Linked DNA regions of Homo sapiens: all the other regions are linked to region 1. The links are chromatin loops, found by intact Hi-C in ENCODE. Cell type or tissue: OCI-LY7. All regions are shown on one strand. Each heading gives the region's core, and the rest is flanking DNA. Links, peaks and the distances in the headings are about the cores only. Region 1 holds the start of LINC03034 (long intergenic non-protein coding RNA 3034). Region 2 has its middle 130 kb from the start of KLF13. Region 3 has its middle 17 kb from the start of KLF13.

The links. A loop is a pair of places that touch in the nucleus more often than their neighbours do. Peaks named below come from ENCODE experiments on the same cell type or tissue, not always from the same donor. Only the 100,000 strongest peaks of a DNase experiment are listed, where the experiment ranks them.
Region 2: a loop joins it to region 1, with 4 times the contacts of the local background. A loop is called at or near these places in 2 of 110 quality-filtered maps.
Region 3: a loop joins it to region 1, with 4 times the contacts of the local background. A loop is called at or near these places in 18 of 110 quality-filtered maps.

Annotation. Positions count from the first base shown.
Region 1 is chr15:31,227,709-31,235,859 of GRCh38, forward strand. LINC03034 (long intergenic non-protein coding RNA 3034) reads right to left here and starts at 3,154. Exons shown (of 4, transcript NR_171016.1): 1 at 2,999-3,154; 2 at 1,564-1,643. In OCI-LY7, for the core only: no CTCF peak of the experiment used is centred there; DNase peaks (open chromatin) are centred at 453, 703, 1,773, 3,263 and 1 weaker place; H3K4me3 peaks cover 4,278 bases; H3K27ac peaks cover 6,043 bases.
Region 2 is chr15:31,451,095-31,461,852 of GRCh38, forward strand. It overlaps the pseudogene LOC400347. Among named protein-coding and RNA genes, the nearest start is that of KLF13, 130 kb to the left of the region's middle. In OCI-LY7, for the core only: CTCF peaks have their summits at 4,548, 4,748 and 6,882; DNase peaks (open chromatin) are centred at 6,287, 6,957, 8,187 and 8,977; H3K4me3 peaks cover 4,736 bases; H3K27ac peaks cover 7,640 bases.
Region 3 is chr15:31,304,612-31,315,369 of GRCh38, forward strand. No RefSeq gene overlaps it. Among named protein-coding and RNA genes, the nearest start is that of KLF13, 17 kb to the right of the region's middle. RefSeq lists enhancers at 1-3,394, 2,162-2,747, 7,589-8,349. In OCI-LY7, for the core only: no CTCF peak of the experiment used is centred there; DNase peaks (open chromatin) are centred at 620, 2,120, 3,110, 3,870 and 1 weaker place; H3K4me3 peaks cover 3,666 bases; H3K27ac peaks cover 4,924 bases.

The DNA of each region.
Region 1 (8,151 bases), core at 152-8,151:
GATTAATTACATCACATCCCTAGGTCTGCATTACCATGCAGTCATTAAAAAAGAGGGAGGTGGCCATGTGTGGTGGCTCTCAAGGTGTAATCCCAGCACTTTGGGAGGCTGAGGCAGATGGATCACTTGAAGTCAGGAGTTCGAGACCAGCCTGACCAACATGGTGAAACCCCATCTGTGCTAAAAATACAAAAACTAGCCAGGTGTGGTGGCGGGCACCTGTAATCCTGGCTACTTGGGAGGCTGAGGCAGGAGAATCACTTGAACCCGGAAGGCGGAGTTTATAGTGAGCCAACATCACGCCCCTGCACTCCAGCCTGGATAACTCCGAGTGAAACTTCAGAGTGAAACTCCGTCTAAAAAAAAAAAAAAAAAAAAAGAAGGAGGTATATTTAGGTCTATGAAACACAGCAATCTTCAGAGTATATTGTTTCATGAAAAAGAGGAAGCTAGAGGGTATGTGTATAGATTTATCTCATTTGTTCGAATGAGTGTATGTGTGTGTGCACACAGAAACTCCTGGTAGGATGCATAAAATATGGACGTTAGTGTGTTTTCTCTGGTGCTATGAACTGAATGTTTGTGTACTCCTCCCCCCAAATTCATATGTAGAAATTTTCGGCCCCAGTGCGATGGCATTAGGAGGTGGAACCCTTGGGAGTTTAGGTCAAGAGGATGGAGACCCCAAGCTCTCTTCCTCTTTCCCTGCCACGTGGCCATCTGCAACCTGAAGAGAGCCCTCCCCATGACCTGACCATACTGGCACCTTGATATGGGACTTCCAGCCTCCTGAACTATGAGAAATAAATGCCTGCTATTTATAAGCCACCCAGTCTATAGTCCTTTGTCATAGCAGCCTGAGCTGACTGAGACCGTCAGGTAAGTGGCCTGGGGTCTGGGGTGGTAGCATTCCTATTGTCTCCTTTATTCTGTTGGAATGTTTGACTCCAAGCATAAAGGACATTTTTAGTTCTTTTGTTTTTTTGGGTTTTTTTTTGAGAGGGAGTCTCACTCTGTCACCCACGCTAGGGTGCAATGGTACAATCTCCACTGCAACCTCTGCCTCCTGGGTTCAAGCAATTTTCCTGCCTCAGCCTCCCGAGTAGCCAGGATTACAGGCGCCTGCCACCATGCTCAGCTAATTTTTGAATTTTTTGTAGAGATGGGGTTTCACCAAGTTGGCCAGGCTGGTTTTGAACTCCTGACCTCAGGTGATCCACCCACCTTGGCGTCACAAAGTGCTGGGATTACAGGCGTGAGCCACCATGCCCGGCCATTTTAAGTTTTTTAAAACACTCAAAGCCATGCCTTGGGGAGGCTGCAGTCTGGCTCTGTCCCACCCTTGCCTGCTGCTGGTTGGAAGTGGGACCAGCCCAGCTGCTCCTTGGGTCAGGGTCTACAAGGCCAGCCCTGGAAAGGCAGATCCACAACACAGCCAGTGCAGCACCAGGAAGGGTGCCCTGGGCTGAAGTCTGCATGGGGCAGCAGAGGCAGAGCCTGCCAGACCTGCAGACATTTCTGCAGTTGATTATGTTCTTACTTGTCCCTAAGATGAGCACTTACCTAGGCATAGCTGATGCCCTCTGGTGGGGCCGGGGGGGGGGTGGTGTCCCAAATCTGATGGTGGAGCAGCAGGGGATCCCCTGTGGGTAGAGACCAACAGGCAGGCTCTGTGCCGTGGGCTGGCTGGTGTACCCAGGAGACCTCAGCTCACACCCTCCTGGGAAGGACTGCCGGCCACTTCATAGGTGGAGCACAGAGGTGCTGGCTCCACCCCCTGTGTGTGCGTGGCACTCTGTAGTCACCAGCCTGGCTGTCTGCCTCCTTGTTCCAGGCATGGTCTCAATGGCCTCAGACCCTCCCTCCTGAGCCTGATTAAGAAGCAAAGCACCCTGCAGTAGGGGACACTCTTCTTAGGAGGAGGCGGCAATTCTCACTAATAAGTGCTTTTCTTCTACCACATCATGTACATTAAGTGGTTTTTTTTTTTTGTTTTGCTTTTTTGTTTTTTTGTTTTGTTTTTGTTTTTGTTTTTTTGGATACAGAGTCTTGCTCTGTTGCCCAGGCTGGAGTGCAGCGGTGCAATCTTTGCTCACTGGACCCTCCGTCTCCCGGGTTCAAGCGATTCTCCTGCCTCAGCCTCCTGAGTAGCTGGAACTACAGGTGTGCGCCACCACACCCAGCTAATTTTTGTATATTTAGTAGAGACAGGCAGGGTTTCACCATGTTGGCCAGGCTGGTCTCGAACTCCTGACCTCAAGTGATCTGCCTGCCTCGCCCTCCTAAGTGTATATTTTTCTTTTCTTTTTTTTTTTTTTGAGACGGAGTCTCGCTCTGTCACTAGGCTGGAGTGCAGTGGTGCCATCTCAGCTCACTGCAACCTCTGCCTCCCGGGTTCAAGCGATTCTCCTTTCTCAGCCTCATGAGTAGCTGGGATTACACACGTGCGCCACCAAACCCAGCTAATTTTTGTATTTTTAGTAGAGACGGGGTTTCACCATGTTGCCCAGGATGGTCTAGATCTCTTGACCTTGTGATCCACCCACCTCGGCCTCCCAAAGTGCTGGGATTACAGGCATGAGCCACCGCGCCTGGCCGTGTATATTTTTCTAAATAGACACCTGACCATGCTTAGGTCATCCATCGAAATTCCCTAGCACTTGCTGGCTTCCCTGAATTCAACTGAATTGCGCGTGCCCACTGCTGCTGCATAACCTATGGCGGGCACAGCCATGGGATAAAGTGGGCAGTGTGCACACATTCCCCGCACAGTCTGTGGCCTGGCCAAGCCCCTGGGCATTCGAGGCTCCCGGCAAGGCTTCGTGTCCCGACAGTTTTGGGTAGGGGCACGAGGTGGGTGAGCCCGGATCCCAGCAGCAGGCATGGCTCCCTGGGTTTTCATGTCATCTGTGCCCCCTTCTACCAGGATCCTGCAGCAGCTGAAGGGAGACCCCTCTCCTTTTAAGGGTTAAACCCCCAGTGGCACAGAGCAACTTACCTGCCCTTGCATGGTGAACACTCCCATCTTTATCACATCAGTAATTCTTGCTAAAAGCAGATGTAATTTTGAAGGTGGGTAAAAGTAACTTGAAAAGTTGGTGGGCAGATGGCAGAGAGCCTGCTCATCCTTCTTTCAAACTGTCATCAGCTGCACAGGTCTCAGCTGCCATCTCATACTATTATTATTGCTATTTTGCATGTGTGCACACCTCTTTCTGTGGGTGTGGAGGGAGGGGACTGAGCAAAGCCTCAGGGAGGCCACATACGTTCTCAGCGCCATGCTTGGCTGGTGACTGGTCATGCACCATTGGCAGGGCCTGGAGCACGTGCAAGGAACAGAGTTCCCGGCTCTGCACACTCAACATGTGTGTTTCATACTGTCACCTGGCTGGCTCCTCTTTCTGGGTCTGTGTGAGCAGAACAGAACACACACTGGGGACAGAGCTTGCCCGAGGGGCTGCCCAGGTTATTTCCATCTTGGTGATGATGACACCACCCTGAGCTCATTTCTTCTTCACAGCAATCCCAGGAGATGGGAACCACTGTTATCCCCATTTTCTTGATAGGTAGACTGAGATGTGAGTGAGGGGAACAGATGGGACAAAGCTAGGACCCAAGGACAGGTGAAGGCAAGGAGGGACGATGCTGCTAATAATCAAGGCCATTCATTTGGTCCCACCCAGAAGCCTGGGCAAGTGGAGACAGCTGGCACTACAGAGGCCATGGGGCAGGGGCAGTGGAGGCCAAACCAGGGGGCTTGATCAGCACTCTGTCTGGGAAGCCATTGAGATCCCAGGTTCCTTCCACAGCATGCCTCAGACAAGCCTGGAAGTTTGTTCTTTGGGGAAATTGTAGAAAGGAGGCTCTAGGCTCAGGGGCTGAAGGACAGCAGAAGGCAGGGGTGGGGTTCTGGACTAAAAAGGGGTCGAGGTATAAGAAGAAAGACTTCACCTACACTGAGGAGATCCCCAAGACCCCCTCCCGACTCTACTCCCAGGAAGTTGGCAGCATGACCTACAAGTACCAGGCAGGACATATGTTCCTAGAGAGGAGACCTAAACATGTTTGCAGGTAAGGGTTGCCCAACAAAGAATCTGCTATAGCCACCAGTCTATAACCATCCCCTGCCAGCAAGAAGTCTTCAGTGAGCTCTTCAGGGCTGTGCCCTTGGAGATGAACCAACTGCCCACGGTCACTGAACACAGGAGTGAAGCAGCCAACATGGAGCACAACCAGCAACACATAGGGAAGAGGCACTCAGAGGAAGCAGAGGGAAGGGGCAGAGCAAAGCTCAACATGAAGCCCCTGTCAGTCACATTCTTGGGAGCTGATAGAGGAGATTGCATCCAGGAAACAAGAATGGCATTCTAGGCTGGGTGTGGTGGCTCACACCTGTAATCCCAACACTTTGGGAGGCTGAGGCGGGCAGATCACCAGAGGTCAGGAGTTCGAGACCAGCCTGGCCAACATGGTGAAACCCTGTCTCTACTTAAAATACAAAAATTAGCTGGGCATGGTGGCGCATGCCTGTAGTCCAGCTACTCGGGAGGCTGAGACAGGAGAATCACTTGAACCCAGGAGGTGGAGGTTGCAGTGAGCTGAGATCACGCCACTGCACTCCAAACTGGGCAACAGAGCAAGACCACAGACACACACACACAAAAAAAAGATTGGCATTCTAGGAGAAAGGGATCATCAAAGCACAAGAAAGAGGACATTTAATAAATAAGATAGAAGGTGGAGTCAAGAAAATTGCTAGAAAAAAGACAAAAAGATTGACAATAAGACACCAAAGACAACTAGCATGTCAATCAGATGATTTGGGGTTCCACTAATTAGAGTTACAAAAGGTGAGACCAGATACAAGGGGGAGACATTTTCAAATAAATAATACAAGAAAATTACCAAGTGAAGGATGGGAGCCTCTGAACGGAAAGAGCCTGTTAAGGACCACCATTTTAGAATTCTACACCAAGGCATGTCACCATACAATCTGAAAGCATTCAGGATGAAGAGAAAGCCTCGCAAGCTGGAGGTTGCAGGGGAGAAGAACAATACACACAAAGATTTAAGGATGAAATGTCATTAGACTTCACGATGGCAGCACTGGAAGACAGGTGACAATAGAATAATGCCTTTGAAACTTTGATGGAAAATCATTTTCCACCTAAATTTCTATATCTTTCCAAATTATTTTTCAAGTATAAAATAGTATAACTGCATTTCTAGGCATACAACATCTTTAAAACCTTTGCCTTCTGTGTATCCTTCCTCAGGAGATAGTGGAGGATGCGTCCCACCCAAACAATCAAGTAAACCAAGAGACAGGAGGACCTGGGGTGCAGGAAGCAGGACCTAGCCCAACGGGGAGACCAAGAGAGACCCCAAGGTGGCAGTTTGTAGCAACAGAACAGGAAGTCAGAGGGCCCTGGGAAGAAGGCCTCCAGGGAAGGCGGAACTGCCAGCCTATGGGATGTGTTAGAGTTTGAAGCAGTTGTTGATAGGTGTTTGGCAGAAATATGGAAGTATTTGGGGGAGAGTTAGCCTTAAGGACATTGACAACTAAGTGAATGATAGAAGGAAGCATTTTCCTCTGGGGCAGGCGGCAGGAGTGGATAATGAGAAAGGAACAAGTTCATTGCACACTATTGGGCTCTGCAATTAACACAATTTGATAGTCCTAGTAATGTAAACACTGATTATTAACCCAAAATTATGATCTAAAGATATATTGGGATGATGGGTGGGGGAGGAAAGTGGGAATACAGTGGAAAGCAAGTGTCGAATCACCACTATTGTGGTAGAAAGTCAGCAAATAATGTCAAGATATAATAAATAAAAATAGCCATATTTCCTTATGTTTTCAGAAGCAGATTTAAAGAAGAAAAGTGGTGGCCTCTGGACTCTGGAATGAGAGCGCCAGGGAGAGAATGCTGCATAATTGTTTGGACTGTATACTACATGTGTGCATCACTTTTCTAAAAATACAAAATTAATGAGGAAAGGAAGAGGCAGCCCTGCCAGTTGCTGGCTGCCATTGTGAGCTCTTTGGAGAATGGGATGCGGGTGCAGGACTGAGGGCAGTCAGCATCAGGGGGACCAGGAGACTCTGGGGAGTTTGAGTCTTTAAGAAATGGAAGACGTTTCCATCCAGTGGGCAACTAGAGGCAGACATCCTGGGTGTGAGAAGCCAGCGGGGCTTTTCTCTCTTCTGCAGGAACTCCTGCCAAGCTGTGGCAGTTGCATTTGTTGGTGGGAAATGGCCCGCAGAAGAATCCAGCCCCCAGTGCTGAGGTGCATGGGAGAGACTGTGGTGGGACTAGGAGAGTGATGGTCTCTAGGCAGCTTGGAGAAAGCAAGGGATAGCATGGCTCCTTTGTGGTGGGATTGGAAGGATGGAGGGGAAAGGAGGCTGGGTGAGGGCCTCTGCCTCTCAGGAAACAAGGCTGAGTCAATGTGGTGGGAGCAAGGTCGAGGTTCCATCTCATGCCAGGAGACAGAGCCATGAGTCCCCCGAGTTCAAGGACCAGGTGAGATCCTGGTTCTCGTGGCCCTTCCCTTTCCTCCGCTGGGGTCTGTGCTGGCCCCTGTCAGTGGCCCTTGCTGAGGAAGGGGCAGAAGGGTGGTCTGCAAGGGAGGGAGGAAGTGGGAACCAGAGAGGTGGGAGGCAGAGAAGGGGCTTGACTGCTGGAGGCAGCTTAGGGGGAGGCTGAGCCCCAGCCCCAATTCAGCAGAGCCAGGAGGCAGAGATGTGGGTGGGTGGTGTATTAGTTTTCTATTGCTGCATAACAAATGGCCCCAGAACTTAACAGCTTAAAACAACACACATGTATATATCACATAGTTTCTGAAGGTCAGAGATTTGGGAGCGGCTTAGCTCATTATTCTGAGTGTCGAGGACACGTGTGAGATTATAGTTGAGCTGTTGACTGGGGCAGTGGTCTCTGAAGACTGGACTGGGGTGGAGGAACTGCTTTTATGCATACTTATGTGACTGTGGGCTGGAGGCCTCTGTTCCTCTCCACATGGGCATCTCCAAATGGCTGCTCAGGAGGTGGCTTTTCCTGGAGCAAGTGATCATACAGAGATAGAAACAGAGAGACAGAGAAACACAGACAGAGAACATAACCAAGAGAGAAGCCATGGTGCCTTTCAGAACCCAGCCTTGAAAGCGGCATGTCATCACTTCTGCTGTATTCTCTGGGTCCTAGATGCAGTGTGGGAGGATTCCACGTGAGGCTGTGAAGGCTGGGAAGCGAGATCACTGGGGGTCATGCTGGGGGTCATCTTGAAGGCTGACTGAGCGCAGCTCATCAACTGGGCACCTACTGTGTGAGAGACTCTGAGCTTCAGGCTGCGGCTGTGATAAGGTCTTGAAGAAACACCTGCTCCCAAGGGACTTAGGCTCTCAGTGGAATTCCAGTTCTTCTGTCTGTATCCCTCACTCCAATCAATCTATATCTATCTATATCTATATCTATATATTACTTTTTAAAATTGTTATCTATTTATTTTATTTTTGAGACAGGGTCTCACTCTGTCACCCGGGCTGGAGTGCGGTGGTGCCATCACAGCTCATTGCACCCTTGACCTCCTGGGCTCAAGTGATCCTCCCACCTTAGCCTCCTAAATAGCTGGGACTACAGGCACGTGCCATCACTTATGGCTAATTTTTGTATTTTTGGTAAAGATGGGGTTTCACCATGTTGCCCAGGCCGGTCTCGAACTCCCAAGATCAAGCAATCGGCCCACTTCGGCCTCTCTAAGTGGGATGAGATTATATGTGTGAGCCACCGCACATGGCCTTCAATTCTAATTTTAAGAATAGAATAGTTGGCTCCTATCTGTTTCCCCTTTTCAGTCTTATCACACTTACATGTTCCTTATTAGTCTCGTGCTATCTCTTTGCTGTAAGTTGGGCATATTTTATTAATTCTGTTCGTCAGATGGGAAAACTGAAGTTACAGAGATAGGCCAAGTATCGGCCAAAGGCTTTCAGTGGTGATGAGCCCAAGGATGGGAGGACCGGGAAGAGAGCTAGAGGCTGCAGGTTCCTTAGACGCCCACCTGCAGTGGTGGCTTTCCCATTCCTTCTTACGTTTCACAGATGTCTCTGTTCTAGGCACTGGGGACATGTCATGAACAAAAAAA
Region 2 (10,758 bases), core at 2,234-10,233, 230 kb after region 1:
ATCTGTAACTCTCATTGCTGAATTGTCTGTTTCTCCCTTCCTTTCTGTCAGTTTATGCTTCCTCCATGTTGGTGCTCCATTACTGGGTGCATAATTTTTAAATAATTGCTTTATCTTCCTGATAGATTAATCCCTTTATCACTTTTAAATATCTCTTTATCTTGACAAACTTTTTTTGGTTTGAAAGTCTAGCTTGTCAGATGTCTGATGTTAGTATAGCCACTCCAACTTTCTTGCAATTGCTTTATGCATGGTGCATCCTTTTTCTATCCACTTACTTCCATCCCACTGTGTCTTTGGGCCTAGTGCATCTCCTGTAGAGAATACATAGTTAGATCATGTTTTTTTAAATCCAGCCAGATAATCTTTGCCTTTTGATTGTATTATTTAATCCATCCACATTTAATGTTATAGTTAGATTTGCATCTGCTATTTTACTTTTTGGGTGCTATATGTTTTACGTCTTTTCAGTCCTCGATTCCCCTTTATGTTAAATATTTTCTAATGTACCATTTTAACTTCATTAATTTTTTTTCACAATTCTTTTAGTTATTTCCTTAGTGGCTATTCTAAGTCTTACTACATACGTCCTAAATTATTAGCATCAGTTTCATATTTATACTAGCTTAGTTCTAGTGATACATAGAAACGTTACTCTTATATAGCTCTGTTCCTTTTATCCCACTTTTGGTGATATTACTGTTATACATATTACATTATTGTTACAAACCCAGAGACTCTTTAATAATTATTACATTATATACTTTTATGTCTTTTAAAGAAGTTTAGAGAAGAAAGAAGACTGAGTATATATTAATAGCTTCTGTTATATTAACCTTCTTCCTTATTTCTAGTTCTTCTCTTTTGTTCCTGTGGACTCAAGTTACCGTCTGTAGCCATTTCTTTAGCCGAATACAGCTTTGTTGCCACCTACCTCCTTTTTATTGTTATTGGCAAGTATATTGCACTTCTATATGTTATATGTCCAACTATACATTCTATATATGTAACTTTATATAATTGCTTTTAAAATCAGTTAAGAGAACAATGAAAAAAACATGCATTTTATATGTCTTTTGCAATTATACGATGTAATTACGTAATTACCTATACCAGCACTTTTTGGGTTTTTTTTTAGGGTACATTCTAATTACCCTCTGGGGTCACTTTGTTTTAGCCTGAAGAACTTCTTTTAGTATTTCTTGTAAGTGGGGAAGTGAAGTCGGGTAGCAACAAAATCTGTCAGTTTTTGTTTATTTGAGAGTTTATTTTACCTTCATTTATTTTTCGTTTTATTTTTTGTAGAGATGGGGTCTTGCTAAGTTGTGCAGGCTGGTCTCAAACTCCTGGCCTCAAGCCATACTTCCACCTCTGCCTCCCAAGTGCTGGGATTACAGGCATAAGTCACCATGCTCAGCTCATCTTCATGTTTGAAAGATAGTTTTGCTGGATATAGTTTTTTTTTTTCTTTTTGAGCATTTTATTTTATTTTTTATTTTTATTTTATTCATTTTTTTTCAAAGTAAACTTCTGCATTTATTTTAAATCACATCCTCGGTGTGACTGCACCTTTTCTGTCCAGCTGTCAGGTGGCCCAATAATGCCTTGGACTCCGTCCCCTTGTCAGTGCCACTGGCTGTTCCTGACTCTAGTTCCCAGGGGAGCCTCAAACTGGGGCCTAGCCAAGAAAGCTACTGGCTAGCATCACATAGCTTCTCCAGCTCAAATAGCCCAAGGTCGGCATGTCTGCCGACCTCCAGGAATAACCGCGGTCACCGTGCCCAGACGACACATCCTCGTGCTATGGGGAGAAGCCTCTGCTGGGTGACCCACCAGCCAACCCTGGGCCAATTTAATTTAGATAAACGCTCAAAGTCCAAACGGCCACAGGAAACCCCTGATGTAACACCTGTTGTGCCGGCCAGCCGTGTCTCAGGAGCTGACTGCAGACACCTGGTCTGGGTCCCTCAAGCCCAGCAGAGCTTGTTATGTCCCCTAAGACAAAGGAGGAAAATGTGGCTCCCCGAGAGGAAGGTGCTGAGCCCCTCACCCCAGGGTGTCACTGAAGATAAGCGGTGACAGTACCGTTGTTCCTTCTGACAGTTGTTCCTTCTGAACAACTTCAAGCTCTTCTCCCTGCTTGAGGTTCTCAGGCTGAATCCCACTGACCGCTGTCCTATAGTCCGTCACGGGCTCGGTTGGTTTGACTACTTGTCATAAACGCACTTCCCCTACTGGTTCATGATGGATACACGGGCGGCCACGCTCTCCTCCCCTTTAGGACTCACGCCCACCATCTCACAGTCCAAGGCTAAGGCTCTTGTCAGGCCGCCGAAGGCCGGCTCTTCCACGAGTCTGAGGCTGACGCTGCCCTCACTGTGACTCAACTGTTTCCTCGCTATCTTGGCCACCTCTGGACCTATGGCAGCTTCGATATCCGCCGGGTCCACGTCGTCAAACCACATGTCTTCCTCGGTGGGTGGGGCAGGGTCTGCCTCCTTAGCTTTCTGCTTCTTATGCTTGATGTCCCCTCATTCTGGAACAATATCACCATTTGTCCTTTCCTTGGTTCCTTTCTTATTGTGCTCTGCTCCGCCGGCCTTGGTGCGAGGTACTGGCGCCTTCCTGTCCATCTTGGAGCCTGAAGGAACAGAGCCCCTGCTGGCCTCTTGGTCTTTTCCCGCCAGCATTTCCTCTCCCTTCACTTGAGGCGAGATCTCTTTTTTGTTTTGCTGGATAATTTTGGGCTTCTTTTTGGAACCCATCTGAGAGATGACAAAAGGCTTTTCTGGGGCCTGAGATTTTTGTTTCAGCAGCCACTCTTGCAGCACCTTCCAGTTTTGAGAAAAGTCTTCTGGTGCCTTTGGAGGTCGCACCACAGCACCAGGGCCGCTTCCTGGCTTCTTGCTTACTTCCTGCGCCTTGCTTTTCCAAAACCTTTTTTTCTTCTTGTTTTTCTTCCAAGTGAGCGTCTTGACAGGACCCGGCTTAGCCACGGGGCTGCTCGGGGCGCGCTTGGAGGTGGGGACCTTCGCCTTCCCCATCCTGCTGCAGTCCAGCGCCTGGGCCGGCCGCCACCCGAGACCCCGGCCTCCCCGGGCCCGGCGCCCTGGCAGCACAAGCGCCTGCCCAGGCCAGGCCGAAACACACCCGCCGCAGGGACCTATTTTTTATTTTTTTGAGACAGAGCCTCACTCTGTTGCCCAGGCTGGAGTGCAGTGGCACGATGTCAGCTCACTGCAACGTCTGCCTCCTGGGTTCAAGCGATTCTCCTGCCTCAGCCTCCCGAGTAGCTGGGATTACAGGTGTGTGCCACCACACTTGGCTAATTTTTGTATTTTTAGTAGAGATGGGGTTTCACCATGTTGGCCAGGCTGGTCTTGAACTCCCGACCTCAGGTGATCTGCCTGCCTTGGCCTCCCAAAGTGCTGGGATTACAGATGTGAGCCACCATGTCTGGCCTGTTTGAGCATTTTAAATATGTGATTCCAGTGCTTTTTGGCCTTTTTTTTTTTTTTTTTTTTTTTGAGAATGCAGCTGTGAATCTTATGGGAATTCTTTTGTAAGGGACATGTTTTTGTTTTGCTTTGTTTTGTTTTTTTGTTTGCAGGTTTTCAAAATTGTCTACTTGATTTTGGCTTTCAGCTTTTTTTTCCTCCAGCACTTTTACTATTTGAGATATAGTACATTTTACTCTTTGTGGATGTCTGTGGTTATCCTACTTGGAGTTTGTTGAGCTTCCTGGATGTATATTGTTTTTCAATCAACTTAGAAATTTTACAGTCATTATTTATTTGAATATTTTTCCTTCTCTTCTGTCTGCTCTCCTGGTATTCTCATGATGTGTATACTAGTGTGCTTGATGGTGTCTCATATATCTCTGAAGCTCTGTTCACTTTTCATTTATTTTTCTCTCTGTTCTTTGGCTTGCATACTCTCTGATGATCTATCTTCAAGTTAATGAATTCTTTCTTCTGCCAGTTTTAATCTTCTGCCAGTTTAATCCACTAAAAACTCTAGTGAATTTTATTTCCATTATTGTACTTTCCAATTCCAGTATCTTCATTTAAAAAATAATTTCTCTCTCTTTGTTGCTATTTCCTATTTGATGTGATATTGTCATCATGCTTTACTTCTTGAATCATGGCTTTCTTTAGTTCTTTGAACATATTATAATGGCCACTTTAAAGTCTTTGTTAAATCTGACACCTATTTAGCTGCTCTTGTCACAAAAAAGTAGCTATAGGAGATGACAGCTATGTTCATCTGCTACACTATTGTAACCATTTTTCTGTGTATACATATAACATCATGTTGTAAACCTCAAATATAGACAAATAAAATTTATTTTTAAAAATCTGACATCGAGTTACTCTCACAGGAAGTTTCTCTTGCTGTTTTTTTCTGAGGTACAGATGATGCTTTCCTGTTTCTTAGCATGTTTCATTATTTTTTGCTGGGATATTTTAGATAACAGATAATATATTGTAGCATCTCTGGGTGCTTGTCCCCATTTCCCCCAGAGGGCTTGCTATTTACTTGTTTATTTTTTAGTGAAGGGCTGGATTGTTTAAGTGAAACCTACTCCCCTGGTGTTGAACATTTGCTATTGCTTCTTCAGGCAGCTTTGGCTCCACAGTCACAGTGATGGCAGTGGTTTTGGCAGTCCCTCTTTGACTGTCTCTTTCCCTGACCACACCAGCTTTAAGCTCCAGTAATTGCTGGCTGATTGTGGTGTTGTTCTCAACAATGCCCTTGAGATTCAATTGCTCTACAGACGGAGTCAATCAAATACAGGATCCTTTGAAGGAGTGGTTCTGGAGGTTGGTACTGTTGGCCCTCCATATCATTGAGTTCCACAGCCATCATTTAACCAACCGCAGATAGAAAATACTGTTAGTTTGTTTTTTTTTAAAGAAGAAGATGGTTGTGTCCATATTGAACTGCCTTTTTTCTTTGTCATTATTCCCTATGCAATACAGTATAACAAATATTTACCTAGCATGTATATTGCATTAGTATTTACCTTGCATAAGTAATTTAATGATTCAAAGTATATGGGAGGATGTGTGTATTTTATATGCAAATACTAGGCCATTTTATACAAGAGACTTGAGCACTCATGGATTTTGGTATCCTTGGGGAGTCCTGGAACCAATCCTTGTGGATATGAACTGAATTTGATATATGTTCTGACTCCAGATGAACTCCTCAGGTTCTCTGGGAAAAATCTCCAAGCAATGGATATTGAGCTGGGGGTGGGGACAAGGGTGCACTTCTCTCCAGGTGATAGTCCCACCTCAGGAGCTAGGCACTTGATGGATGGAGGTGGGCAGTAGCTTTGGGTTTTTTCAGCTTACCTCTTCTGGTGGGGCCTCACTATTCTCAGCAGCACTGTGCCCAAGGCAGAGCCTTCATGTCACGAGTGGTGGCTGGACATCAGGGAGCCCCCACCTCTCGTCACCCTCACCTAGAACTTAACCTCAGGCAGCTGGAGGCAGGATAAGAAATGCTGACCTGCCTCTCCTGGGAAGATACTGTGGACCTCCAGCTGAGACTCCAGGTACAGGGGAATGTGGCTGCTTCTCCTACATGCAGATGAATGCAGCTGCTTCCCACTCATACTTCTGGAACAGTTGTCCCCATCCACTGCACCTTGCTCCTCAGGCTGGAGGGTCTACAGGGCAATTGGACTCAGCACTGCTTCTGGTCCTCTCAGCTGGTCCTGGATGGGCAAAGCCTAATGGGAATCTCAGTCTTATTCAGATGCCTGAGTCTCCTCAGCCCTCCTCTGCTCCTCCTCCCTATGGTGGTGCTGACTGTGGGCATTCGTCCTGTCTTCGGGGCATGCTGGCGCTGCTCCTCTGGTGCCCCCTGGGGAGTGTGGCCGAGGTCAGAGGCCCTGTGGCTGGTGTCTGGCCAGTTTTGGTGTGGACCCCTCGCTGGGCTCTGCCCACCTCGACTCCCCACGGCTCCAGCAACATCACTCAAACAAACTGTGTTTGCACACATGTGACTCAGTGATTTCTTCTGTAGGATTTTATTCTGCAAATGTGCTCATGATTGAGTAAAGACAATGACAAATGTGTTCACTGAAGCAGTGTTTGTGACAAAAGTCAGGAAACACCCAATGCCCACCAAACAGGATGACTTAAGTATCATCCATTCACACAATGGCATGTGTCTTTCCAGAAAGCAGGATTCTGTGATCAAGATATTTGGACATGTGCACAGCATGCTCCCACATGTACAAAGCACTCACACAAATATCCTCACGCATGCGCATATGGCCTTGGGTGTCTGGAGGGACACGTGGCACATTGCAGGCTGTGGCTCCTCGGGAATGGGTGTCCAAACCCCAGTTCTCTGCATCACTCTCTTTTAACTAAATCAGCATTTCATCCCTTTTAAGCCTGCTTTCACCGTCCTTCTACTATATGTGTTTAAAACCCATTCATGACTTTATAAAAACATCTCTTTGGGAAAAAGTGAGCCTGGGAAGGAAGTGTGGATTAGGAGTTTTGTTTTTTCCTTAAGATGATCTATTTTCTCCCTGGTGTTTGCAAGTTATTTTCATGAGCCATTTGGGAATGTCCTTTTTATTTACTGTGGATTCCAGACAAACCCAGACTCTTGTACTGCACAGCACAGCCCGAAGCAGCCTTGGCCCAAGAAGCCGTCTGGGCTGGAGCTAAGAGTGTGACTCAGCTGGGACCTATTTTTCCCAACCTGCCCTGCCTGCCGCAGGGGCACAGGCAGCTGTAAGTAGAGGTGGAGGTGCCCCAAGACAAAAGGGAGCCCCCCACAGGGTGCCTTCTGGTTACAGAAGGGGTCCGCCAGGATCTCTGCCTGCAGCTGTGCGACACCTGGACTGGCCATTTTCTCCCCCTTAGCTTTTGTGGGCAGAGATTCCAGGTGCAACTGCGGAGGAAGAAAACCAATGGCCTCTTCATGCAAAGCTGCGTCCCACGAGGTGGCCTGGTGAACCATGCAGAGCAGGCCTAGCCGGCTTTAGGACCCTGCAGGCTGGGGTGAAGGGAGTGCGGAGATTTTCTAGGTTAGGGGCCTCAGGGCAGGTCTAGTCCCATTTTGTCAAAGTCCCTCTGATGGCAGCACAGATGAGTGGTGTCACTGACTTTGAAGGGATGGACCTGAGTTGAAGCATATGACAAAATGAGCTCCAGCTAGACCTGGGGCAACCCTGGGGGTCTCCCCCAACTCAGGCTGAAGGGAAGCAGAGATATGCTGCAGCCTCTGCCTTTCTTTCCTGGATTTCTCCTTTCTCCAGGGATCCTGTTTCCTTTGATTGGAAAATGGTATAGAGCCCAAGACCTGGGCGCTGGGTGTTCTCCTGGCCACTGGAGAGTTGTTGCTCTAGCCTCTCTTAGTGGACAGAGCTAGGACACATATGTATGTGTACTCACCCATTTGTATATCATGTTAGTCTATTTGCATTGCCATAAAAGAATACCTGAGGCTGGATAATTTATAAAGAAAAAAGTTCATTTGGCTCATGGTTCTGCAGGCTGTGCAAGAAGCATGGAGCCAGCATCTGTTTCTGGTGAGGATGTCAAGAAGCTTTCAGTCATGGTGGAAGGAAAAGTGGGAGCTGGTGCGTCACATGCCACAGAGGGAGCAAGAGAGAGGGGAGGGGTGTCAGGCTCTTTTCAACAACCACCTCTCGTGTGGACTGACAGCACGAAGTCACTTATTACTGTGAGGAGTCACCAAGCCATTCATGGGAGATCTGCCAACATTGGGGATCACATTGGGATCACATCCAAACCATATCATATCCTGTGCCTTTAGTGATTTCTCTCTGTCCCTCTTTGTCCACTGAACTAAGCCTGGATTCACACTGATATCTCAGACTCAAGGCCAGCCCTACAGGACTCATTCCCGCCCCCACTGTTGATCCATAACCCCCCTTCCACACTCGCCACACTGAGACACTGGCTCTAACCACCCAGCATGCCTTCACTTGTTTGTTCAAGCCCAGTGTACCTGTGTGGAAGCTTCGGAATCATTAGCCTGCTCTCACTTGACATGCATGTGCTGAGTAGAGCATCGCTCCCTTTGTCTGCAGGTGTTTCCAGTAAGAACACCGCTTTCCCAACTTACTTAGGCCAGCTCCTCCTCCCACCCCCTCACGGAGGTCATGTTTGTAATTCAGTGAGTGTCTTGTCACAGTCTGTGTTCCATCCTGGGATTCCCCAACCTACTGGTTGAGGTTTTGTAATTTGCATGCACTAAAAATGAACTCTTTGTAATGTGTACAGTTCTATGGGTTTTGACAAACACAGAGATACTTGTAGCTAGCACTCCAGTAGCAGACAGAGTAGCTCCATTACCCTAAAAATTGTCCTGTGCATCCCCTTTATAATAGCCATCTCCTGATCCTCTGAATCTCATAACCCCTGATGTGTTTTCCATCCTTATAGTTTCATCTTTTGCAGAATGTCATATGAATGGAATCATATGATATATAGCGTTTTGGGTCTGGCTTCTTTCATTTATGCTATTTCATTTAAAAAAAACAGTTTCAGTTTCAGCAGAATTTTTAATTATGTGTTTTATCTTTTTGAAAGTAGTAAGCATAGCTAGTTAAAAATCTCCATGTGATATCCTCACTACTTGGGGCTTGTATGGGTCAATTTCTATTGCCTATTGTTTCTACTAGTTTTCGTTTGTGTTGATTTGTCTTCTTGAATTCTTGGTTCTCTTTCATTTTGAGTTGGATATTAAGTATGCAAAACTTTATAAAAATACTTTGAAGCATAGGATAATGATATTATTGTTATTATTATTATTGTTATTTTTACAGAGACTTGCTTCTGGCAGGTTCATAGCATAAACATTCTCTTTAATCCAGCTCAGAAATTGAGGTCTCCTGAGCCACACTGATGACTGAAGCCAGGCTGTAGCCCTCATGAGGGTTAATTTTCTTGTTTTCTCAGAGAAGGCAATCTTTTGGTATCCCCATGCAAAGGGTGACACCCACCCCAACTAGTCTTTCTTTTTTTTTTTTTTGTTGAGACGGAGTCTTGCTCTGTCGCCCAGACTGGAGTGCAGTGGCGCGATCTTGGCTCACTGCAAGCTCCGCCTCCCGTATTCACGCCATTCTCCTGCCTCAGTCTCCTGAGTAGCTGGGACTACAGGCGCCCGCCACCAGCTGGGACTACAGGCGCCCGCCACCACGCTCAGCTAATTTTTTTTTGTATTTTAATAGAGACGGGGTTTCACCGTGTTAGCCAGGATGGTCTCCATCTCCTGACCTTGTGATCCACCCGCCTCAGGCTCCCAAAGTGCTGGGATTACAGGCATGAGCCACCACACCCAGCCTCTTTTTTTTTTTTTTTTTCTTAAAGATGGAGTCATGCTCTGTCGCCCAGGCTGGAGTGCAGTGGTGCGATCTTGGCTCAGTGCAACCTCCGCCTCCCGGGTTCAAGTGATTCTCCTGTCTCCTGAACAGCTGGGACTACAGGCACCCACCACCATGCCTGGCTAATTTTTATATTTTTAGTAGGGATGGGGTTTCACCATATTGGCCGGGCTGGTCTCGAACTCTTGACCTCAAGTTATCTGCCTGTGTTGGCCTCCCAAAGTGCTGGAATTACAGGCGTGAGTCACTGAGCCTGGCCCCAACTAGTGTTTCTATTCTTGGTGGGCCCTGAATTCTGCTTTTTGTCCCCTTAACCCTACAAAAGATCTTCATGTTTCTTTGTCACTCTTCCAGCATCAGCAGTCACCTCTAGACTTTAAATAGTCCTAAACAAGGTCATTCTTTATAACCTCATTAATCTCATATCTTTAGCAGATGTTTCTCATATTTTGAGCATTTTTTTTAAGTTGTTGGCTGGATTGATGGGTGGACAGATTAGCTGGGTTGATTCAGATGAGTTTATTCATCCCTCCTGGCAGTGGAGATCCCTGTTTCTCTCTCGGGCAAGCCCTTCCACCAGATCATTGGCCCCTGAGCTCATTCTCCACTGCAGGCTTGGGATGTGGACTTGTTCTTCACTCTGGGGCACTGAGACCCATTTCTGAGCGAGATCCTTGAACTGAATCTGAGGAACGTTCTTGAGGTGTTGTGCCAGATCCCTACTGACTCCAGTAGCGATGGCAACATGTCTAAGAGCTGGAGCCAGCGAATGAGACCTAGGGTTTATTGGGGCACTTCCAGTGGTGGCAAACTAGACAGGAAGATTGCTACCATTTGTAAAAAGCAGACAGTTTATGTAGCATTTTCACTTAGCACCCTCCACCTAGCAACCTCTATTTAACCCAGAACAAAGGGCTCCTATCCCCTGTACAGTCTGCATTCCAAGGGATGGGCCAGGGGTTCGGATGTCCTTCATGGATAAGGAGTGAATCTCCAAATTGGCCACTCCTGGATTCCTTAACTCAGAACTCTGCCAACACTCTTCTTAGACCATAGGACCATTCCCAGGGTAAGCGCCAGTGATGGCTGTCAGATGCCTCCGTCATACATAGAGGTGACTCACATACCCTGGTGTTCTGTGACTGTGCCGCTGGTGTTTGTGACCAGCACCCCAGAGGAGCTCCGAGGTGGGTCCTGGCATACCTGCTAACTCACCTCCTTCCTGACCTGCATGTGGCCCCACTCAGGGCTTGTTTCTCTTTTTCCAGAAGGTTAATTAATTAATACATAATGTCCAAATTGAAAAAAATAAATATTTCCACCATTTTGTCACGTACATTTTGGAATGACATTATAGAATGCTGTTATAGAATGCC
Region 3 (10,758 bases), core at 1-8,000, 77 kb after region 1:
ATGGCTCTTTTTTGGAGAGACAGCCATGATAGAATGACTTTGCAAGCTGGAAGGGCTGGGATGGGGCTGGGGTTGGGGTGGAGGTGGGGGCGAGGGTACTTAGAAAGCAATGAACAGCATCTGGTGGGGACTCACACCTGTGTTCACGCAGTGGGCACCTGTGGGCAGCTTGGCCAAATAGCCCCGAGAGACCAAGCAACTTTCCTGCCCAATGAAATGCAATCTGCTTTCTTCCTTTTCTCTAGTCATTATTTATTCATTTGAAAGATGCTTTTATGATAGAAATTCAGGGCTGCACACAGGCGTCTCTAATGAGGGCATTCGGGAGCAGAGAAGGGGACCAGGCATCCCCGCTGGGCGTGCTGGGAGAGGCTAACAGCCTTCACGCTTTGGAGAGCCCTCAGCCTGCTTCAAAGCTCCTAGCCTTTCTCAATTTCTCCTCCAAGGCATCACAGGGCAGCGGTGTGCGGATCAGATCCTACTTTTACAGGTTAGGTGGCTGAGGCCTCCATTCCCCGGGTTACAGAGACACCTGCCCGGAGGGAGCCCTGCTGGTGGCCTGCATCCTCTCCCTGGGTTCTGGCGCAGCTCACAGTCTGAAAATTACAACTCCCTGTTGTTGCTATGGTGACTGGTTGTGTTATTCTAGCCTACAGAGCTGTGTGCTCCACCTTGCCCAAGATGGTCTGTTTTTGCAGGAGAAAGTCTCTATCTCCAAGTCTCTCTCTGTGTGTGTGTGTGTGTGTGTGTGTGTGTGTGTGTGTGTGTGTGAGAGAGAGAGAGAGAGAGAGAGAGAAGAAAGGAGAGAGAGAGAAATGGGCACACTGCCCTTCCTGCTGCCCCAACCTTTTCCCTGGGCCCAGTGGACCTTCTGTCCCTGCCCAGCAGGCTGCCTGGGTCCCCAAGATACTGGCCCCATTCCTTTCATAGGACACCGACTCTGGGCCACAGGCACTGGCTGTGCAGGGGTCCTTCCTTTGTGTCTCCTTGTGAGGTCAGATCCCTGTGTCAGTGCACAAAGGGCACCCCGTTCTTGTTTCATTTGCAGACTACTCTGTGACATGGATGGACAGACCATCATCTATTTAACCAGGCTCTCTAGATGGACAGTTGGGCTGTTTCCAATCTCTGGTCATCACAAATCTGTGAAAAATAACCTTGAACATATGTCATTTTGCACATGTGGGAATATGTGTAGAATAAACTCCTAGAAGTAGCATTATTGGGAAATTAGTATCTGCATTTCTAAGTTTGGAAATTTTTGCAAATTGCTGTCCGTTGATATCATCCATTGTGAGCCTAGTACATGCTGAACACTGAACTCAACATTTTATCTGGATTATTTTATTTCGTCTCACCGTGGCCCTAAAATGGAGCTTATTCCGATGCTGGTTTTACAGATAAGCACACAGATGCTCAGAAAAACTCAGCAACATGCCAAATAGCCATCTGGGCTGGTGGGGTGGGGTCGGGATGGACCCTGAGTCTCCAGGCCCCTGTCAGGCCCTTTCCTAAGGGCACACAGGCCCAGCCCTGGGGCACCTGCCCCGCCCAGAGGGCCTGGACCCTTGACCTGTTCTCCAAGCCCCATTCAAGCATGCAAGCCTTGTGCACCAGGAGCCCGCAGACTGGCCCTCCTCACACCAGCCAGGCTCTCCTGGAACCAGTCACCGGCCACCCCATTGGGGCCTTGGGATGCACAGTCCTTCTGCCCCTGAGGCTCTCCCCCATGAGATGCTGTCCTCAGCCGGGCTGGCTGGTCCGAACTTGGGAGCTTGGCTTGCTCGGAGGGGTCTCCTCGCTCAGCCCTCTCCCAGCTCCCCAGTCTCCTTCTTCCAGGCCAGCTGCACACTTTGGGGTGATGTCCTCCAGCCTCTGCATCTTTCCTGGTCAGACTGTGAGTTCTGAGCCTCCGGGCCTGCGTCCCAGGCCCAGCATGATGCTCACCAAGCCGGGTGCAGGAGAGGACAATGGGAGAGGCAGGGCAGGCCCAGGGAAGCTAGGAGCCACCGCCTTTCCCGGGAGGGCCCTGGCTTCCTCTGAATCACAAAGTGGTTAGCATGCAGGGGAGTGCGCCGGTCCCCCGCCTGTATTTGCATGACAAAAGCGCCTGCCCAACGGCTCTCGGTGGCTTTGTTGAGAGCTGCAGCCTCGCTCAGGCTGAGCCTTGGGAATTGTTCCCCGACATTGGTTGTTCCTGGGCTCCACAGCTACCCCGGCCGACAAAAGCCACATTGTGGGGCTGACGGCAGCTGCCAGCACCTGCTCCCTGCACCGCGGCTGCCTCGAGGCTCTGCGCCGCGCCTGATGCCTTTGCTAGGACACAGCCAGGGGCAGACCCCGAGGCCCTGGGCATCATCCAGAACACATTGTGAGGGGTGGGGTGGGTGGTGGGGGAAACTTGCCTGGTTCCCAAAGGGCCTGGGGGGATGGCCTGGGGCTGGCCATGGCGAGGTGAGGACTCCAAGGTCACCAGTGTAGGCTGGAAGAGGGAAGAAAACCACAAACCCCAAGCGTGCGGCGCCCACGCTGCAGCATTGCATTATTTGATGCTTCGCTCACAACAGGTGTTTTTCTTACTCTTCAAATGGGGAAACAGGCTCAGAGAGGTTCACTAGCCAGCCCAGTATCACACAGCAGAGCCGAGGTTTGAAGGTCCCGGCCCCTCGGGGCATGCTTCTCACAGCGGTCCCAGAGTTTCCCCTGGCCCTTTCCCCTTTCCCTTCTGAGCTTCTCAGTCCTTTCTCTCTCTCCTCAATGGCCTTGCCACAGCATCCAGCTGCCTTGGCGGCAAGCACAGTGCCCTCCGCCCTCGCTGCGTCCCTGGGGTGCCTGCCGTCAGTGGCCTCCCCTTCCTTGTGGAGCACTTCCCCCTTCCTCACTGGTCCTGGGGCTGTGTCCATTACATACCACTCCCTTGTGTCTTTTATGGATCCACAAACTCCTGTTAGCCCACCGAGCCCTGTGCACCCCTCCTCTTCCCCAGAAGCTCCTCCTGAGCCCTGCTGCCTTCTCTCCATGCATGGTCCTGTGTCCCGGCTGTGAGCACCTGCATTTTGGCACCTGGTACCTAGCCCAGAAGCTCCACCTCAGTGCCTGCATTCAGCCAGCGCTCATGAAACTAAATTAACTTCACGACTGTATTCCAAATGCAAATGTTGTCGCTACTCTGACTTACAGGAGAAAGTCTTAACTAGTGCTTGCCTCTGGCTCACCTGAAGGGGCTAGGGCCGTGCCAGTCACAGATGCGAAGGCCTCCGCACACCCGCAGGCAGCGGCCTTTCCTGAGGCCTTGACAGAGACAGGAACTGTGTAGGAAAAGCTGTGTTGAAGGCCATCCCCTCCAGAGATCAGAGCAGGGAAGGGGGCCATTACCACTGAGTCACCCTGGGGTGGGAAGGCTGTGCAGCAAACCTGCAAACAGCATGAGGAGAGGAGCCCTGAAAGCCACCGCCTGCTCCTGAGGGACACAGCCCACCTGCAGAGACTCTGGGGGAGGCTCCCTCCTTCTTTCTCCCGGGGATCTCCTGCTGGGACTCCCTGAAGTCCAAAACCAACCAGAGGGAGGTCAAAGGAGTCCATGATGCACCCAGTGGACTGGGGTAGAGGTGTGTCCTCTGAGGAGCCAGGAGCACAGCCCCCAGGGGAAAGGTTGGCCCAGCTGGAGGTGACACTATGACTAGGAAACAGGGCTGTGGGAAGGATCAACATGCAGCAGGTGCAGAAGCCAGAGCTCAGGAGGAGAAAGGCCCAGCAGCCTCAACAAGAAAGGGAGGTGTGGGGAAGACCCCAAGGAGAGGCTGCAGGTGGGCCGGGCCAGCAGGAGAGCTGTGGGCGGGACCTCAGTGTCACAGCCCAGGAGGAGCTGAGCCCTTGCCTGGGCCCCACCCTCCCCTGCCTGCACCCCTGCTGCACAACCATTCAGCTTGTGGGGGAAGACAGAGCCAGCTGCAGGCTGTGGGGAGAAGGACCGGTGCTTGCCCTCCTTTTAGGTCCCAGGGACTCCCCCATCGCACCTGCGAGGAAGCTTTTGGGGGTCAGAGCTGCCTTGATCAAGCTTACAGTGAGCTTGAAAACCCTCGGACACACAGGCTAACAATTCTCACCAGGAAAACCCTGGGACATCTCAGAGAGGCAGAAGGGAGTTGTGGAATTAGAAACATTTCATCCTCTGCTCCCCCACTACTGGGAAAGCAAAAACCCACACCTCAGAGCATGCTCATTTGCTACGTATCCAATTAAACCTTAAAGGGCACTTGGAATTTGAATGAGTTCCCCAAATTGTCCCAAGTTATGCAACTGAGTCAGAATTCAGGGTCTGTAATAAGACCCCGGGGGTGGCCCACACTGGATGGGCTGATCCAATGGATGTGCCCAGCCACTCTCCGGTGCCACCTCCCCTACAAGAGCTGCCAGGTCAGAAACTTGCTTCCCCCATCTCCCCCAGTGCTGGCGGGGACAAGCACCCTGTGGCCAGTAAAGTGAAGCAGAAGTCTTCTGGAAAAGCAGCTTCTTCTTACGGAGGGCACAGGTTGCTGGCTTCTACCAGCCTCCCCGGGCTTCTGACTCCAGCTGCAGACCTGGAGCAGTGACAAGTGTCTCTAGAGCAGAAAGCCAACACTTTAAGGATGGTAGAGGAGCCGGGTCCCTGTGGGCACCCCTGAGCCACTTCCCTGGCCCTGGGAAGGCCCACCTGCCAACCTCTTATGATGGGAGACCCCTGTTTGTTTAACTGGCTGTCAACTGATCTAACAGATCAACAGGCTCCAACATAGGTCCCGGGCGTGGCTTTGTGTGGCCCACTGTGTCTCTTGCAGCAGGTTTCCCTCCTGTGCAGGGGGCCTAATTCCTGCATCATGGAGTGTCTTATCAGCTCAGGAGGCTATTACAAAATAGCACAGACTGGGTGGCTTATTTCTCACTGTTCTGGGGCTGGGAAGTCCAAGATCCAGGCGCCAGCAGCGGGCTTTCTCCCTGGCATGGAGATGGCCGTCTTCCTCCTGTTACCGCACATGGTGGAGATGTTCTCTCTCTCTCTTCTCTCTCCTCCCTCTCTTCTTAAAAAGTCACGAATCCAGCTGGGCACGGTGACTCATGCCTGTAATCCCAGCACTTTGGGAGGCTGAGGCAGGTGGATCACCTGAGGTCAGGAGTTCGAGACCAGCCTGGCCAACATGGCGAAACCCCAACTCTACTAAAATCACAAAAATTAGCCGGGTCTGGTGGTGGGCGTCTGCAATTCCAGCTACTCGGGAGGCTGAGGCAGGAGAATTGCTTGAACACAGGAAGTAGAGGTTTCATTGAGCTATGATTGTGCCACTGCACTCCAGCCTGGGTGATAGAGCAAGACTCCATCTCAAAAAAAAAAAAGGTCACTAATGCTATCCTGAAGACTCCGCACTCATGACCTAATCACCTCCCAAAGGCCACCGTCACACTGGGGGTTGGGGCCTCAACACATAAATTTGGGGATGTGGGGACCAAATTCAATCTGTGGGGATGAGACAGGAGCCTGAGAAGCCTGAGTGCTTGGTGTCATGATGGGTGGACAAATGTAGACGATTTCCTAGTAATCACCAATTTCTTCCAGACATAACCCCCTGCCTTCTGGAGAGCACACTGGGGGAAGACGAGGGGTACTCTTTTTTTGTCTTATCTCTAAGAAAGGATGGGAGGGTGACTGGGTGGGGGCAGGGCTACAGATGGCTGTGAGCCTGAGAACAGCCCCATGGCCTAGGGTCGCTGAGAGTGGGGCTGGAGGTCTGTGGTCCTGGAAGCAAACTTCTTAAAGGGCAGGAAAACCAACGGTGCCTTTGTCAGAGCTTAGCTGTATCTTTACAGACAACGGTGGCAGTGAGAGGATGAAATGTTCTGGTCCCTGCAGCTCCCTTCTCCACCCTCACCGGCACTCTCCCAACACACCCCGAAGAGGTGGGTAGGCTCCAGAAAAGCCCTAACATGGGGTATGACCAGGGTGAGAGTGCAGCATTCTGAAGACAGAGATCTCAGTTTGGTTGATAAAGAAGCAATATTTAAGCCAGGCTCAGTGGCTCACGCCTATAATCCCAACACTCTGGGAGGCCAAGGCAGGCAGATCACTGGAGGTCAGGAGTTTGAGAGCAGCCTGGTCAACATGGTGAAACCCCGTCTCTACTAAAAGTACAAAAATCAGCCAGGCGTGGTGGCAGGCGCCTGTAATCCCAGCTCCTCAGAAGACTGAGGTGGGAGAATTGCTTGAACCTGGGAGGCGGAGGTTGCAGTGAGCCAAGATCACGCCACTGCACTCCAGCCTGGGTGACAGAGTAAGACTCCATCTCAAAAAAAAAAAAAAAAAAAAAAAGGAGCTATTTGGATAGAAAAGAGATTAAGAGTCCATTGCAAAAATGTAAATATGGTCTGCATATTATACAATATTCATAGATTAACAATAAAGTTCTTCAGTCCAATACAGGCTCTGCGGCTATCCAAGAGCAAGTCCTCCTTTTTTGCAAATGTGTAGGGCAAAGTGTTGTGATGTCAGCAGCTGACTTTCAAATCATTTCAAAAAATATAGAGATATAGACAGAGAGATGGAAAGAGAAATACAGTGAACATGGCAATCACTGAAGAGCCGGCGAATCAGAGTAAAGCGTGTTCTTTGCACTACTCTTTTGGCTTCTGGTTGATTTATTATTATTATTATTATTTTGAGACAAAGTCTCCCACTGCTGCCCAGGTTGGAGTGCAGTGGTGTGATCTTGGCTCACTGCAACCCCCACCTCCCAGGTTTAAGCGATTCTCCTGCCTCAGCCTCCTAAGTAGCTGGGATTACAGGCGTGTGCCACCACTCCCGGCTAATTTTGGTATTTTTAGTAGAGACCGGGTTTCACCATGTTGGCCAGGCTGGTCTTGAACTCCTGGCCTCGTGATCCACCTGCCTCGGCCTCCCAAAGTGCTGGGATTACAGGCGTGAGCCACTGCGACCAGCTGAAAATTTTTGAAACAGAATGTTGAGGAGAAAAACAGGAGCTGCTAGGCTCTCTGCTGTATCCCCTGACTTTGAAGGCATGTGTCCTGGACAGTCCTGGCATTCTGGGCACTGCCCTCTCACCCTGCTGCAGCCCCGGGTGGTCGTCTCCTGTGGATCAAGTGCCTTGCAGAGCCCTCTTCAGCACCGAGGAGATATTTATGTGGCAGCCCCATGAGAGGCAGGACGATGCTCCCCACTTTAGGATGAGGGCGCCAGGCATTTGGGGCAGTCCAGCCAGGACTCCAGCCCAGCCTCTGCCCTGCACAGCGCACCTTGGGCAGCCCCTGGGGGCCCCAGAAGCTTCTTGGCTGCAGCTGCGTGCTTCTCACCGTGCTCCCCTGACAGACTGGATCTGAGATCTTCCCCGGGGCAGCCCACTCTGCTGACCAGGGTTGCAAGGTGGCCTGCTGGGAGAACCAATGGCAGAGCCACCAGCTGCCCACCAGATCTCCCCCAATGGGTCTGTCCCTGCAGATTCAGAGAGTCAGCAGAGGGTGCTGAAGCTGAGCCATGAGGCTGCTAGGAGAGGAAGCCCTGGGATGCTAAGAGCCAAAGGGGCAAAGCCAGCAGAGAGGGGCAGCTGCAGCATCTGCAAGAGAAAGGATGAGAGCCAGGAGAGGGGGCTGCCCACAGCAGTCACTGCCAGGTGGTCCTCCTGTCTGAGCATCCAGTTGTCCTTCCCCAAGCCTTGTTTCTGCAGGTCCCTCCAGCAGAGCTCCCAAGGCCCCCTGGTGAGCTCTGCTCACTGCATCCTCGCAAGGGGCTGCGTTGGGTCCAGACTTGGCACTGGAGAGGGCCGTATGTGCGAGGGGCAGCCCTGCTGCGGGAAGAGAGGACCTCCTTATTCTCTCTTATTATGTAGCCGGAGGACGCAGCAGGGTGGGTGCAGAAGCTCCTCTGCCCGTGGGGGGCTCCTGGGCCACCGGCAAGGCTCTGGGTCCCGGGCAGTGGGTGGAGGGAGAGCAGAAGGCAGCAAGGGTTCCTCTCTCCCAGTTCGGGGTCTCTTGGAAATCACAGATATCGTGCTGGGCCCTTAGATCCCACGGACCCAAGTGTGGTCTCCTGGCACGCCCAGCTGCCAGGGAGGTTGGCGAGTCAGGGATTTGTATTTTTTTCCCCCTTATCTCTGCTCAGAGGCCCTTGGGAAGATATACCCACGGTGAAGGAAGAGGGCCTAGAAATACCATGATGGAGTCTATATAAGCCAGTTGTGAAAAAAGAACTATGGTGAGCTTATCTTTTAGGATCTGTGGGTTTTTTGCTTTTTTTTTTTTTTTTTTTTTTTTTGAGACGGAGTTTGGCTCTTGTTGCCCAGGCTGGAGTGCAATGGTGTGATAGCTCACTGCAACCTCCGCCTCCCAGGTTCAAGCAATTCTCCTGCCTCAGCCTCCTAAGTAGCTGAGATTACAGGTGCCCACCACCACGCCCAGCTAATTTTTTGTATTTTAAGTAGAGACGGGGTTTCACCATATTGGCCAGGCTGGTCTCGAACTCCTGACCTCAGGTGATCCACCCACCTCAGCCTCCCAAAGCGCTGAGATTACAGGAGTGAGCCACCGTGCTCGGCCAGGATCTGTGTTTATCTGGTAGTAACCTTGGCTTAAATATCAAGAAATATCAAGAAATGTCAGTCCTCCACCCCCCTCAATAAAAGAAGTTCAGTGTTAGGCAGTCCAAGTAAGTTATGGGAGGCTCCATGATGTCACCAGGGACCCAGGCTTCATTCCACTTTCCCTTTGATTTTTAGCATATGATTTCCAGTCTCAGAGTTGCCTCATATTCACAAAATGGCTGCTGGAGTACCAGCTATCACATTTGCATTCCAAACAGCCAGTAACAGGAAGAGGCAAAGGGTACATTTTAGCTACTTGTTCCCATTCTTAAAAAGCTTTTGGCAAGCCTTACCTAACAACTTCTGTTTATATCTCAGTAACCTCCAATTCTTTCAAGGGAGGCTGGGAAATGTTTTTTAGCCAGGTACCTTGCTGCTTAGAATACAGTTACAGAAGGAAGGGAATAACAGATACTGGACAGGTGTGGTGGTTTTGAAAGATGTCTCCAAATGTTTGGAAGTTTCTCCCTTCAAAAGGCAGAGCCAAATTTCCCTCCCTTTGAATCTGGGCCAGACTTAGTAACTCAGAAGAGCCAACTAATAAATAGGGTAAAAGTGATGCTCTGTGATGTCTGAAGCTAGGCCATAAAAAGAACAGCTGTTCCCTCTTGATCACTTGCTCTAGGTCAGGAAAGCCAGCTGCCATGTTATGAGGATGCTCAAGCAGCTCTGTGGAAAAGTCCAAGTGGGAAGGAACTGAGGTTTCCCACTAACAGCCAGTGCTAACTTTCCAGCTGTGTGAGTTACTGTCATGGAAGCAGATTCTCCAACCCCAATCTGGGGCAACAGCAGCCCCAGTCAATGTCATGACTATAATCTCATGAGAGACCCCAAGCCAGCATCCCCCACTGTAGCCACTCCCAAATCCACAGAAACTGCAAACATGGTAGTAAATGTTTATTGTTACTTTAAGCCACTACGTTTTGGGGTATTTGGTTATGCAGCAATAGCTGCCTAACAGTAAACAATTAGCAGTGGCCGTCATAATGTGTAAAAAGAGAAAACTAGTCTGTTGATGGCAGAAAAGAGTGAAGAAATGGTTCTTTCCTGAAGAAAATGAAGGTTATCAGCAATTTTTAACTTATTATGCTTTTAAGTACTTTTCCATTTAAATAATGATACAATAAGGCAGGTACTGAAGCATGGGTCTATGGAGACTGTGTCAGAGGGGCCAGGTCTGAGACAGCCATCATCCCTGTCATCTCCCTGAGGAGGTGACTGGGCCGCAAGGACCCCACGTGGACAGTGGCCAGGTGGAAGAGTGGTGTGGGATGGGCACCCCTCCTCCCTTCAGAGGAAGCTGGCTGTGAGGAGGCAGATAGCTCACCAGCGGGGACCCACCCGGCAGCCGCAAGTACTGGGAAGTCTCAAGTCGGTCCCCAAGTCAAACGTGGTATAGGTCAAATCCCCGTGAAAATGCCTTAGCCCACCCGTCAAGTGCAGACGTCAGACCCAAGGCCAGCAGCACCGGTTGTTCCCCCACAACTGATTTGGGACCTTGATCACATCTGCAAAACCCCTTCACAGAAACACCGAGTATTTGACTAACTGGGAGAAAGAAGGTGAGTACAGACCACAGGCAGGATCCTGGGGCCATCTTAGAATTCTGCCAGCCACAGCACGATTGCATCACTGCTTCTCAGTTTTTCAGTTTGGAGCCTGTCTGTTGACTACATTTGCTCCCCCCAGGGTTGAAAGGGATCCTTTTCTTGTGTTTGAGCACTTGACCAGTAGTTTCTTGGTTTATAGAAACTATAGGCTGGGCGCGGTGGCTCACGCCTGTAATCCCAGCACTTTGGGAGGCTGAGGCAGGTGGATCACGAGGTCAGGGGATCGAGACCAGCCTGGCCAACATGGTGAAATCTCGTCTCTACTAAAAATACAAAAAAAAAGTAGGTGGGTGTGGTGACGTGTGCCTGTAGTCCCAGCTACTCGGGAGGCTGAGGCAGGAGAATCGCTTGAACCCAGGAGACAGAGGTTGCAGTGAGCCAAGATCGTGCCACTGCACTCCAGCCTGGGTGACAGAGGGAGACTCCATCTCAAGAAAAAAAAAAAGAAAAAGAAAAAAGAAACTATAAACCAAGTTGTTTGTTCCAGTTACTGTTGCTGTGTAACAAACAAGCCCAAACGTAATGGC